Regions from separate parts of the Homo sapiens genome. Here region 1 is linked to region 2. The links are chromatin contacts, found by Hi-C or POLR2A ChIA-PET in ENCODE. All regions are on one chromosome and are shown on one strand. The core of a region is the stretch at or near the end of the contact, and the rest is flanking DNA. Distances in the headings are between cores, read along the strand shown.

Region 1 (7,078 bases), core at 2,768-5,267, 1.0 Mb before region 2:
GGGGGTCCAGCCTCTTGTGCGCCCTACTGTCCCCCACACCTGAGGGGCACTCGGGAGACAGAGTACTGGGGGCATGCTGTTGTCACCACGGCCTGCTGGGGTCATGTCACAGCTCAGAGCCTTGGTCCCCCCAGCTGTAACGTTAGCATGAGAATGGGGACTCTGGCAGTCGAGGAACACCCACCCTCCCGCAGCCTGGCTGGGCAAGTGCTGGATGGGGGTTGCAGTGGGACCCCAAATCTTGATCAGATCTGGGGAGGGGACCCTAGCACTACCTTGCAGGGGGGTGAGGGACCAGGGGTGGGTCTCCACAGACCCTACTGCAGCCACAGGTTTGGAGGGAGTGGGCTACACTGGCCTAAAACTGGCCTGAAGACAGCTGGTGGGAGAACCCGGCTGTTCACTGGCTGGAAGGACGAGGACGTGCTGGGCTGGGGGCCACAGAGGCTGCAGCTGGTGGGGCAGCTTCCTGCGGTCACAACAGGTCAACAGCACCTGGAGTTAGTGTTTCCTCTAAAGTAAAGTATTTGAGAGAAAGAGAAGAAAAATATGAAAGCATTCAGACCTCTAATTTATTATTATTATTTTTTGAGACGGAGTCTGGCTCTTGTCGCCCAGGCTGGAGTACAGTGGGGCGATCTTGGCTCATGCAAGCTCCGCCTCCCAGGTTCACGCCATTCTCCTGCCTCAGCCTCCCGAGTAGCTGGGACTACAGGCACCTGCCACCACGGCCAGCTAATTTTTTTTTTTTTTGTATTTTTAGTAAAGAAGGGGTTTCACTGTGTTAGCCAGGATGGTCTCGATCTCCTGACCTAGTGATCCGCGCGTCTCAGCCTCCCAAAATGGTGGGATTACAGGCATGAGCCACTGCACCCGGCCCCTTTTTTTTTTTGAGTCTTGCCCTGTCTCCCAGGCTGGAGTGCAGTGGTGCGATCTTGGCTCACTGCAACCTTCACCTCCCAGGTTCAAATGATTCTCCTGCCTCCGCTTCCTGAGTAGCTGGGATTACAGGCGCCCACCACCACACCCGGCTTATTTTTGTATTTTAATAGAGACAGGGGTTTCACCATGTTGGCGAGGCTGGTCTCGAACTCCTGACCTCGTGATCTGCCCACTTTGGCGTCCCAAAGTGCTGGGATTACAGGCATGAGCCACCGTGCCTGACCTTTTTTTTTTTTTTTTTGATACAGAAATCTCTCACTCTGTTGCCAAGGCTGCAGTGCAGTGGTGCGATCTCAGTTTGCTGCAACCTGCACCTCCCGGGTTCAAGCAATTCTCGTGCCTCAGCCTCCTGAGTAGCTGGGATTACAGGCATGTGCCACCGTGCCCAGCTAATTTTTTTGTAGTTTTAGTAGAGACAGGGTTTTGCCATGTTGTCCAGGCTGGTCATGAACTCCTGAGCTCAGGTGATCCACCTGTCTAGGCATCCCAAAGTGCTAGGATTACAGGCGTGAGCCACCATGCTGGGCCCAGTCCTATGATTGTTAAGAATAATGCAGTGCCAAAAAAAAAAAAAAAAAAAGAATAATGCAGTGAAGAAACAGGCACTCCACTCTGATTGAACACAGGTGGAAGAGGAGGCCCTAGGAAATGGAGGGGAGGGCTGGGCGTAGGGTGTGGCGTGGGTTCTGTCACAAATGGCCAATACACCCAGAATCAGGTGCTCCTCCCTGCCTGGCCGTACCAGGCCTGGGCCCAGCACCTTGAATGGAGGTCCAGTTGCCTCCCCACTCATCTGACATGAGCTGCCCTCATCCTTACTCTGCACATGGGAATGAATGGGCCAGGTCCTTCAAGGATGAACCAGATAGAAAGCACTGCCCTGGGAGAGGGAGCCTGTAGATCCAACAAGACTTAGAAGACACTTCCAGTGCTTTTAGGTGGGCAGGAATAAGCAGTGTCAAGGACACGCACAGGGCACCTAAGCCATGAAGAGACCTGAGCAAGGGATCCCTGTAAGGGAGTGAGGGGCCGAGACTGGGCTTCGGGCTGGCACAGCGGTACCTCTTCACCTTGGAACAACCCACTGAGATCTATGCCTGCCTTCACATCTATCTTCTATCCGTCATCTATCAAGCTATCCATATGTCATCTATTTCTCATCTATCAGTCAATCTTTTCATCTTTTACTCTTTTCCATCAAATACAACAGCTTCTATCAATCATCTCTATCTAATCATCCATCTGACCATCCAGCATCTATCATCTATTATCTATCTAATCTATCTAATCATCTAATCTATCTGACCATCCATCCATCATCCGTCCGTCCGTCTGTTCATCCATCCATCCATCCACCCACGTATCTACCATCTATCAATCTATCTAATAATCTCTCTGTTATAGGAAAGAGGTTAGGAAACCCTCCCATCACACTCTGCCCAGTTGGTCATCTCCAGCTCTATGCGACTGCCCCTACCTGCCCCCGCACCTCACTGCTTCCCCAACACCAGCCCAGCTCACAGGACTTGTGCAAAGGCTTCCTTGCCCTCAAACCTTCTTCCCAGACTTCTGCATGGCCCCTCGCCATCATCCCAGGTCACCTACTGACCTCCCTGCCCATTCCTCCTGAGCTCCCTGTGTGTCCCTCCATGTCCCCCCCCACCACCCAACTTCGTGGGTGCATCTTGTTCACTTTCCAGGTCCCCCGTGAGAACAGAGCTGAATCCACGGGCAGGACTGGCTGGAGTGGATACATCAGGTCCCAGGACCCCATAGGCGCTGTCAAACCTTCCCAGAAGGTAGCTTGGCTCTGAGCAGCTCCTGGGCCTGTTTTTTGTCTGTCCCTTGGCTGCTGTGACACATGCACAGGGCCTAGCACATACAGGCAAGTGAGTGGGTTCTGCCCCAGACATTTACTGAGCACCTACTATATGCTGGACAGTGCTGAGGACACAGGCTGCAGATAGGTGATGGCATCTGGTAGGAGAGCCAGGTCAGACAAAGGATCCTTAAGTAGGAGAAGCACAGACAGGGATGCGGGTGCCAAGCCATGCCCCCAGCTCCAGCAGAGCCCCTTGGCCCTCAGGAGACCCAGCAGGCAGAACACTCATTCTCGGAGTGCCTGCCCTGGACTTGGGCTGGACTCAGACTCCAGCTCCAGGGGAGAGTCCACCTGGCCGCACTGTCTCTGGCAACATGGACAGTGACTCCATCCCAAGGCACCAGAGCATAAATTGTAATGGGGCCAAGACAGTGATCAGGGAGGGGCGGCATCAGACTGGTCAGGACGGCCTCTGGAGTAACCTTAGAGCTAAGCCCCGGCCAGCCGACGGGGGCCTGGAAGGATGCTCTTCAGGGGGCAGCAGCACAGGCTGAGGACTGAGATGGGAACCCCAGAAGTCAGGGTCAGAGCTGGTGGAGTGGTTGGTGAATAAGCCTGGGAGTTGGTGGGCAGGGAGGTTGGGGGCGGCCAGCATGGGCGTCTGAGTAGGGGAGGCCACCTGGGCATTGGGACTGCAGGGGGTCAGGGCACACACATCCAACTGGGGATGGCCCAGGGCCCAGCACAGTCATCTGGGTTCACCCCTCCGACTCGGTCCCAGTGAACTTCCTCTCCTGGCCAAAGGAGGAGCTAAGACATGTGTTGGCCAACATCCGGCTGCTGGTGTGTGAGGCCAGGCACACAGGGGGCCCTCCCTCCTGCCTGGCTGCCAGCCAGCCCACACTGCAGGCCATGGCCAAATCAGGGACCAAGCGCTGGGCGGCATGCATCTGAGTCAGCGCTGGCCACGCAACCTGCGGCCAATGCTACATTGCCTCCTGTCAGGAGCACATTTCGCACCCACCGTATACCTTCGCAGCTTCCTTTTCAACTCAGCACATCTCAGAACTCATTCCCATATCAACTACTTTTCAAACCCTCTATGGGACAAACACAAAAGTGGAGAGAGCAGTGCCACGAGCTCAGCTTCTCGGCATCCACGCGGTCCACCTACTCAGTAGTTGCTGTTGTTTTCCCCCGGGAGTGCTTTAGAGCAGAGCCCAGTTAGACCCCCTCACTCAGGAGTGCTTCTGCTTTCTGTCACTTCAGCAATGGGGCTATGCAGACCTGATGTCAGCCCAGACACAGGACTGCAGGTGGGGGCCACTCATCCATCCGAGGAACGGGAGCTGGAGCCACCCCAAGTCACGGGGCTCAGCCCAGGTGGGGACAGAAGAAAAGTGATGAGGAAGTAAGTGGGGGCCTCAGTAGTGCTGGAGGCCTTGCCCCCTCCCCTGTGCCCCTGGAAGGCTGCTTGGAGGAGGAAAGGGCAGAGGCTGGCAGGAGATGCACAGGTACCTCAGCTGGAGGGGCCAGGTCGGGGGACCCACAGCGGGGACACAGAGGCAGTGCGGGATGGAGGACGGGGCAGGCTGACCCCACTCCCACCTCAGGCCACCAGATGCTCCACATCCAGGGAGATGAGGGGCTGGGGCTGGGAGGGGCGGTGGGGAGAACAGAATGGGTAGTGGGGGGTTGGGGAAGGATGGGGGACCAAGGAGAAGAGAGTGAAACGCCAGACACTGGCGGCCCGGGAGCCAGGTTTCCACTGGGTGAGGGGTCCTGTGGGGCAGGTGGGCCCTGAGAGTCCAGGGCCTGGTCCCGGCATGGCTCCCAGCTCCCCTGTGCCCAGAGAATGTCCCCGCTGACCACAGGCATCACTGGACACCACTGCGGGGAAGCAGCAACTTCAAACTTGGTAGAGGAGAGACTCAGGGGCAGCACCTCAAGGCCTGTCCACAGGCGGGGGCAGGAAAACAGTGCTGGAAACATGTGAGGGGGAAAACGACGCCGCTCCCCACCTGACCCTGCCTGGGTCAGAGGTCACTAGGGGCTGCTGATGCCAGTGACCTCAGACTTCCACCTCTGTGCCTCCAAACCTCACCCCAGGAGATGTCAGGAGCCAAAGAGCTCCCCAAGCCAAGATTCTGGAGAAGGCGGCCCTGGCCAGAACCGTGTGCTTCTGACGCCCCTGCAGGGCAGCTGGAAAGGGGACAGGGAAGCCAAGGCCGGTCCAGCCCCGGGAACAGGGAGATGGCATGTGGAGCCTGACAAAGAGCGTGGGCTTTATTGTTCATTCATGATTAGAAAAGTGGGTGCTGGGACCCCCGTGGAGGGGGTTGGGCTCTGCCCGGTCACTGCTGGTGCAGGGTATATACAAGGTCTACGGCCCTCACAGGCCTGACTGGCTCCCTCTTGATGGCCACCAAGCCCAGGCACTTAAGACCAGAGCCAGTGGCCATCCGTAGGGCCAAAGGCAGTTCTGGCTGTGCAGGGTCCCTGGGTTAGGAAGTGGACAGAGGCTGGGGTCACCAGGGCAACCCGGACAGGGCCCACGGGAGGCAGGGACGCTGGTGCTTTGGGAGAGGGAGAGACATCTCCTTGTCCTTCTGGAATGTCCTGAGACAGAGGCTGGCCCTGGTCACTCATCCAGCCCATCCACGGACCTGCTGTGTGTCCTTGAGTGGGTCGAGACCCTTCTCTGGGCACAGGTCTCTGCAGCTGTCCAGTTCTGACCCTCTGGGCTATTGTGGCCAGCCCCCATGTGCCAGGAGGGAGCTGCCTCCTGGGAACAGCTGCTGAGAGACAAGAGTGGCCTCCTGCGTGGTGCTTGGCCGCAGTCAGAGCAAGGGCTGGTCCGGGGACATGGTGCAGATGAGGCCAGCCTGGGCTCTGGCAGTCTGGGTAGTGCCATGTGCAGGGAGGTGGACACCTCACAGGTATGGCGACTCCTGGGGTCGGGCAGCTGAGTTGCAGGGCAGGCAACATCCAGGGTCCTGGAAAGGAGACAGAGGAGAGGCTCTGAGCCTGGAAGGAGGGAGAGGAGAGGCTCTGAGCCTGGAAGGAGGGAGAGGAGAGGGTCTGAGCCTGGAAGGAGGGAGAGGAGAGGGTCTGAGCCTGGAAGGAGGGAGAGGAGAGGGTCTGAGCCTGGAAGGAGGAAGAGGAGAGGGTCTGAGCCTGGGAAGGGGGGAGAGGAGAGGCTCTGAGCCTGGAAGGAGGGAGAGGAGAGGCTCTGAGCCTGGAAGGAGGGAGAGGAGAGGCTCTGAGCCAGGCTGTGACAAGCCCCGAGTGTCAGGGCCATTTGCACACCCGGACTCAGGAAGGAGAAGAGCCTGATTCTGACATGAGAGGTGTCAAAGTACTCCATGCCTCAGTTTCCCCTCTGAAAATGGAATGAATATAGCATGGCTGGGTTACTGCCAGGACTTAGAGGCCTGGCCCAGCATGGGGGGCTCGGGTTGGGCAGCTGTGACCATAGCCACCCACGAAGCCTGAGACCTCTCTGACTGCTCCACGCAGGACACACAGCAGCTTTGGCCTCCGAGCCTCTGAGGACAGCTTTAAGGTCCACTGCTGGGTCCCCACGTGGCCCACAGACGCAGCACCCTCTTCCCGGCAGGCAGATAACTCATGCTTGGGAGAGTTAGGGACTGCATTCAGCACACACAGCAGGTGATTAATAAATGGCCTGGCCACATGCCCAAGCCAGGGAGCAGCTGACATCTAGGTGTTCTGGAAGAGGACAACTTAACTACAAACTGGAGGCAGCATCTGGACAGTGACTCGGACCCCACATGGGGCCGCCCAGATCCAGGTCCTTTCAGGAGGGTGACTTCAGGCTCCACGGCCGGGACATTGGGGGCTGGCGTGATCCCACTGGGGGAATGGCCTTGGGTGTGGTAGGGGAGCTTGAGAGGCCATGGGCCACTACGAGCAGCGGTCACTCGTTGGCCCCCGTGTGGGGAGGGGTGAGGCCAGGTGGATGCAGGGTGCTCCCAACCCAGCTGCTGGCCCCAGCGCCCCACCTCATCCTCACTATGCCCTCTTGGGGAATTTTTTTTTTTTCCCGAGATGGAGTCTCATACTGTTGCCCAGGCTGGAGTGCAATGGCGTGATCTCAGTTCACTGCAATCTCCACCTTCCAGGTTCAAGCGATTCTCCTGCCTCACCCTCCTGAGTAGCTGGGATTACAGGCATGCGCCATCACGCCTGGCTAATTTTGTATTTTTAGCAGAGACACGGTATCTCCATGTTGGTCAGGCTGGTCTCAAGCTCCCGACCTCAGGTGATCCGCTTGCCTCAGCCACCCAAAGT
Region 2 (6,638 bases), core at 4,130-6,629:
GGGCCTCTGGCTGTGGTTTGGAGTTTGGCTACTCTAGGAACCTCAGCTGCAGGATTTTGGTCTACTCACTACTCAGCATCTCTGCCCAGTTTTCTCCTGGGCCCAGTCAGCTGCTTCTCCCTCAACTTATTCATACTTTCTGTGAGTCCTGACTTTCATGAGCTAGGCTCCCCTTGTGGCCACTCCTTTTATTTGTGTCCTTCAAGCTCAGCCTCCACTTTTTTTTTTTTCAGGTGGAGTCTCCCTCTCTCGCCTAGGCTGGAGTGCAGTCGTGTGATCTCAGCTCACTGCGCTCACTGCAACCCTCTGCCTCCTGCGCCCAAGTGATTCTTGTGCCTCAGCCTCCTGAGTAGCTGGGACTACAGGCATTTGCCACCTTGGCTGGCTAATTTTTTTTTTTTTAAGTAAAGGTGGGATTTCATCACATTGCACCATGTTGCCCAGGCTGGTCTCAAACTCCTAAGCTCAGGCAATCTGTCTGCCTCAGCCTCCCAAAGTGCTAGGATTACAAGCATGAGCCACCGCGCCTGGCCATCTCTTCACTTTTAATTCTACGCTTCGAGAGATATTTACTGGGTACCTACTGCGTTTGCCAGGCCCTGTTCTAGAATGTAAAATACAGTAGTGAAAACATGCCAGACAAGTTCCTCGCCCTCATGGGGGTAGAACATCAATAAAACAAGCAAGATGGAGCCAGAGAGTGCCAAAATGTTACAGTGTTACAAAAACAGAGTGGTGAAATCTCATTAAAGATGGAGATTTACACTGGGTGGCCAGCAAAGTCCTCCCTAAATAGGGGAGGTTCAAGTGCCATCTGGGTGACAAGGACCAGCCAGACGAAGATGGGACAAGCATGCCAGGTGACCTGAGCAGTGGCAGGAGTGGTGAATGGAGAGGGAGGCCCAGGCTGGACACGGGAGCAAGCTCGGACTTGAACCCAAGGAATACCATGCGCTGCTTTGCTCTGCAAGCAGGTTGTTCTGTTTGACCCCAGACAAACAGCGAAATGCATGCTCTTCCTAACCCTTGCCAAATAATGATCATTAATGACAACCAGGCTGTTTATCACTCAGCAATCCCAAATCACTTTCCTAGGTATGATCTAGCTGAAATACGGAGTCTCTATCCAAAGGAACTCCGTTCCTAGGAAACGGAGTTGCTGGACATTCACTCATGTTTGTTCTGTTCCAAAGGCTGCATGTTCTCTCCACAAAATGCCTACATGCATGTCTACCACATCGGGCCAGCTTCCGGCAGAAGTATACCCAAATTTCAGGGGCTTACATGAGATGGAAGTCATGTCTTTCTCACTTAAAGTCCAAGCTTGTGTAGAGGGTGCCCTGTGATGCTACCAGGGGACTCAGGTTAGCTCTTCACTGCTGCTTGCAACTGGTGGACATAGTGGCTCTCCACCACACCCCAATCACATCCAAGTAGCTAGAAATCAGAAAGCGGGAGACAGAGGGAATCCAGAACCCCCTTCCATCCTGCTCACAGCTCACCAGCCAGAACTTAGTCACACAGGTACAGTCAGGGAGTAATTTAAGTCTACCATCACCAAAAAACTGGGTTTCTGTTTATTATAGAAAAAGGAGACATTGGATATTGGGGAACAACTATCGGTCACTGGCATGGCTTTTATTTTTATATTTTTTCCTAGTTATGAAAGCAATACATACTACCAGGAATCCAGATATATATATAAAGAAAATAAAGGTTAGGAGTAATTCCAGATCTAACTGTTGTTATAAGACAAACAAATTTTTTGTAACCTTACTTCTCACTTAATAGTATATCCTGGCCGGGCACTGTGGCTCATGCCTGTAATCCCAGCACTTTGGGAGGCCGAGGTGGGTGGATCACGAGGTCAGGAATTCAAGACCAGCCTGGCCAAGATGGTGAAACCCTGTCTCTACTAAAAATACAAAAATTAGCTGGGAATGGTGGCAGGAGCCTGTAATCCCAGCTACTCAGGAAGCTGAGGCAGGGTATTGCTTGAACCCGGGAGGCAAACGTTGCAGTGAGCCGAGATCGTGCCACTGCACTCCAGCCTGGACGACAGAGCAAGACTCTGTCTCAAAAAAAAAAAAAAAAAAATAGTATATCCTGATAATCTTCCCGTATCAATAAACATAGATCTACATTACTATGAGAACTTTTTTTTTCCCTTGAGACGGAGTCTCGCTCTGTCGCCCAGGCTGGAGTACACTGGCACAATCTCAGCTCACTGCAAACTCTGCCTCCCGGGTTCAAGTGATTCTCCTGCCTCAGCCTTATTTGTCTGTATCTCTTGGATGCCTGTCAGGTGCTAGGCCCTGTGGTGGTGACTGGGTGCACAAGAGAGAGCAAGACAAAGTTCCAGCTCAATGAATTTTATTTCCCCTGTTGTTTACAAATGCTTTGATTTGACTTGTAGATATTTGTCAACCATTAGTATCTTGGTTCTATTGAAGGAGTAAGAACATTTTAAGCTGAAATTCTTCTTTCTTTTCAATTGAGATGGAGTCTCACTCTGTCACCCAGGCTGGCGTGCCATGGCATGACCTCAGCTCACTGCAGCTTCTGCCTCCTGGGTTCAAGCGATCCTCTCACCTCAGACTCTCGAGTAGCTGGGATTACAGGCGCACGCCACCACGCCCGGCTAATTTTTGTATTTTTAGTAGAGATGGGATTTCACCATGTTGGCCAAGCTGGTCTCAAACTCCTGACCTCAAGTGATCCCCCCGCCTCGTCCTCCCAAAGTGCTGGGATTACAGGCGTGAGCCACTACGCCTGGCCACGATCATACCTTTTCATGGCATGTTTGGACCGTAATTTATGCAGTCACCTATGGTGTACTGGTAGATGGTTGTGATTTGAGGCTACTATAAACAAGATGATGAACAGCCTGTGGAGGATCTTTGTATGTTTGTCCTGTTATTTTCTAGGCATAAATTCCTAGCAGTGGCAAAATGCTGGATTAAGGAACACTTTCAAAGATTCCGATTCTTGCTGCCAAATTGGCCCCTAGACTTGCAGAAATTTATACTAATGCCTCCAATGTTTCCTTCTACAATGCCACTGATCAACTAAGAGATAAGAAAGCTTTCATTGTTTAAAACTTTGTCTTTATTTGATTACTAGTGAGGATGAGCATCTTTTCATATTTATTGGCCATTTTCTTTTGTAAATTGTCAGTTCACATCCTTTTTAAACAGTCCATATTTTAATAGGAGTGTTCACTTTATCCTATTGATTTGAAAAAAAAAATCCACTTTATTAAGGATAACATATTAGCAAATGCTTATGTAGTACTTATGTGTACCAAGCACTGTTCTTAGTTCTTAAGATGTTTATATTAATCTTTTCAACAGCCTGTAAGGTAAGTATTGTTATCCCTATTTTATAGATGAAGAAACTGAGGCACAGAAAAGATATACAATTTGCCCGGTACATAGTTGTACAGCTAGGAAGAGGCAGAACTGGGATTCACACTTAGTAGTCTGGTTCCAGATCCTTGCTTTTAACCACTGGACATTCAAATTAATGTTTTGTCTCTTAGAGATTTTTTTAGACTTTTACAATATTTCCAATTTTTGTCTTTTAACTTCAAAGTTTTTAAAATTCAGTTTTCATTTATATTGTCAAATCCATTAACATTTTCCAAATGGATTCTACTTTAGCGTCATTTAGTTGACCTTCAAGGGTAAAAAATGAAGCACAGATAGGAAGGTAAAGGGTAATGTATGTCATATGCACTTTTGCAAACTCACCAAGAAGTTTCCGATGAACATATGAAGAAAATGTCAGAAGGGCTCATAGTGCTATAAGGCTTCTTATTTCTTCTAAAACACACTGGCCCACCAGCCTCTACTACCAACCTCTAATTGAGGCTCACAGTACCTCTTAACTCTGATATCCAACAATATCCTGGTTTATTTGCTAATGCTTTCTTCCCACCTCAGCCTACTTCATCATTATTAGATATCATTTAATCCTACCCTACTGCTGTGCTAGGTACTTGGCATAGACAGGAACAAAACAGTTTCTGCCCTTGAAGAGTTCCACATCCCCTGCAGCATAACCACACTCTTCCCCTGAACTGTACTCGATCTAGCTCTGGGGCCTGCTCTCTCCTTTCTCAATATATCTTCTAACCTCAAGAAGTCCTCCCCAAATCCTACCCATGGCTTAAGCTCAAGTTTCCCCCCCTCTAGTTTCTTGTTCACTTTAGCTCACAAAATAAAGTCCCCATTAAAAACAAAACGAAACAAACTCCTTTGGCACTTATTGCATACACTAATATGAGTGCTAAAAGGGGAGCTGATACCACCACCTAAGATCATAAATGTAAACGTACAGCATGTCAAGTACTATTTCCCATAGTTCTATTACAGACAAGGACCCACTTTTTTAAAAGTGTTGCACAAAGTCACAATGAATTACAAAAAGCAGAGCTACAGCCCAGGTCTTGCGGTTCCCAGCCATAAAATCTTAAAACTGGCAGAGACCTCAAACGACACCTTAACTAGTGATTTCAGAGTCCTAGCATGTGAAAGTTGTAATGGGGATGGAGGAACTGGGCTTTGGATTAATTTTAAAACAACAAAATCAAGGATTGCTTTGAAAAACATTTGAAGACAAAAATCTTCAAAACATGGGTTGGAAAAGATAACAAAAAAAAGCTCAGGGAGGCTGAGGTGGGAGGATCTCTAGAGTCCGGATGTCGAGGCTACAGTGAGCCGTGACCCACGCCACTGCACTCCAGCCCTGGAGAAAGAGCGAGAGACCGTGTCTCGAAAAAACAAACAACAAAAAAACCCTCAGACCCCAAAACGTCAAGGAATAAAAGTAAAAGGTTGGGCGGACACAACTCCTCCATTTGACAGATGAGCAAACTGAGGCACAGAACTCCAGGAGGCCTGGCCAAGGCCTCCTGGAGGGAACAGGGTCAGTTGACGGAAAAGAGCCAGAGGCTGCACGCTGGACAGCGTTCGGACCTTCCGGGTCGCGCACGTGTAAATTGCCCCCAGGAGCCTGAGGGAGCAAAGCAGCCGCCCCGCCCCGCGGGCAGCGCGTTCAGCGGCCACGTGACACAGCCAGCCCATCACGCGCAAAGGGCAGGGCCTGGAGGACACCACCCCCGCCACTCTCTCAGCCCTCCACTAGGAAAGAAGGAGATGGTATTGGTGGGCGGGCCAGACCCGCCTCCCCCACGGTGGCCACCCCGCGCGAGGCGGGCCCAGCCGCCGCCCTCCAGTGAGGGGACGGACGAGCTCAGCTAGGCCAAGGCGAAAGAGCGACGCGCACTTCAATCAGACGGCTTCACCAATGGGCTTGCGCGCTTTCCGCGGCGCCCGCCCCTGCATCGGCCTCCCGGCGACCGCGCTGCTTTCCCTCAGGCCGCCGCGGCGGCGCCCGCCCGCGCCTCCATCCGGGTCCTGGCGCGGTGCTCTCCCGGCAGCGACGGGCGCGAGGGCCGGGGCATTCCCACGGCCGCGACGGCCCTCTCCGCGAGCGCGAGGTGGGTATGGCGGACGCGGCAGCGAGCGCGGGTCCGTCGCCATTTTATTTCGCGGAGACTCGCGGCAGCGGGTGGGCAGAATGGGAGAGCCGTGCGCCGGCCCGCGCCTGTCCGGCTAACGCGGGCTGGGACTGGTGGGGCGGCCTGCCCCCTCCAGCGGGCGGGTGGCCCCGGGGGGCCGGCGGGCTGCTAGCGGAAGTCGCGGGCGCTCGGGGCACGGGGGAGGGGTGCCGCGTGGCCGCCGCGGGGCCGGCTCCAACCCCCTCCGCTTCCCGCCCAGCTCCTCACCGACAGGGCGGGGGAGGGGGGGTCATTCTTCACATTCCTTACCCCGCCCTTCCCCCCGCTTCAATCAAACTTGGGGCGGGCGGAAGGCCCGCCTTCCGGCCGGCGCCTGTTGGCCGGCGCCGCCTCTGACTGTGGCGTGACTGGTTGTAGGCGCCGCCAGGTGCCTCTGACGTCACTTCCGCTATCAAGTTTGTGGGCCGGGGAGACCTTGGCCTTGGGGGTTGGGATGAAGGAGGGAAGGTAGGAAGTGCGAGGGGCGGGGGGACAGGGCGGGAAGGCGCGGGCGGGGAGGGCGGGAGAGTCGTGGCTGGCTGCATGCCCCTGCTCCCCGCGGCCAAGTGCAGCCTCCCTTCCTGAAGCAGCTGCTGCGGCTGGAGGTCCGCTGCGGCAGCCGTCCTTGGCGAGGGGGAGGGGAACGCGGGAGCGGGAGGAAATCGTATCCCGGGGGACGGGGCTTGGAGATTTGCGACTCGGTGTCACCGGAAACAGCGCTGGCCTTTTGAGTCGACGCTGCAAACTCTTGGAACCGAGTGCCTCTCAGAAGGCTTGCTAATAAACTTCCCGGGCGGGCTCTAGTGTGAGGAATGTGGTAACCTGTATGTCCTTGGCCAGTAATGCCCTTCGGTCTTTCAACTTTTTACAGTAGATTCTGTGTCAGAGGTAATGGTATGTATTCTTCAACTTACCGGTTTTTAAAAAATTGACTAACGAGAGGGCGGGCAGACAGGAAAAAGGCAGGGAAGACAGTGAATGTTAAAATTTTGAGGTAAATCAGGAGACTGGTTGAGTTTTGCTTTTTAACTTCATTGATAATACTGCTTTCTTGGCATACAGTTCCTAAAGTTAA

What was found. A loop is a pair of places that touch in the nucleus more often than their neighbours do. ChIA-PET counts read pairs that join two places held with the same protein, here RNA polymerase II (POLR2A). Pooled maps may share reads with other maps.
Region 1: a map of CD14-positive monocyte shows a loop between it and region 2 (9-fold over the local background). The contact joins the enhancer-like site here to the promoter of MIRLET7A1HG in region 2. A Hi-C loop is called at or near these places in 1 of 168 maps with a recorded cell type or tissue (CD14-positive monocyte) and 1 of 50 pooled maps. POLR2A ChIA-PET finds 5 or more read pairs at or near these places in 1 of 52 experiments (GM10248).

What each region holds. Positions count from the first base shown.
Region 1 is chr9:93,116,471-93,123,548 of GRCh38, forward strand. NINJ1 (ninjurin 1) reads right to left here. Exons shown (of 4, transcript NM_004148.4): 4 at 5,026-5,760. Among named protein-coding and RNA genes, the nearest start is that of NINJ1, 14 kb to the right of the region's middle. RefSeq lists enhancers at 2,913-3,729, 3,647-3,876, 3,730-4,545. Within about 2 kb of position 4,018, at least 31 of the 41 ENCODE cell types and tissues checked have a DNase peak (open chromatin) inside an H3K27ac peak, as active enhancers do; they include CD14-positive monocyte, where a contact is called at or near this core.
Region 2 is chr9:94,160,879-94,167,516 of GRCh38, forward strand. MIRLET7A1HG (miRlet-7a-1/let-7f-1/let-7d cluster host gene) reads left to right here and starts at 5,380. Exons shown (of 5, transcript NR_170278.1): 1 at 5,380-5,503. RefSeq lists an enhancer at 4,745-5,309 and silencers at 5,005-5,804, 6,035-6,104.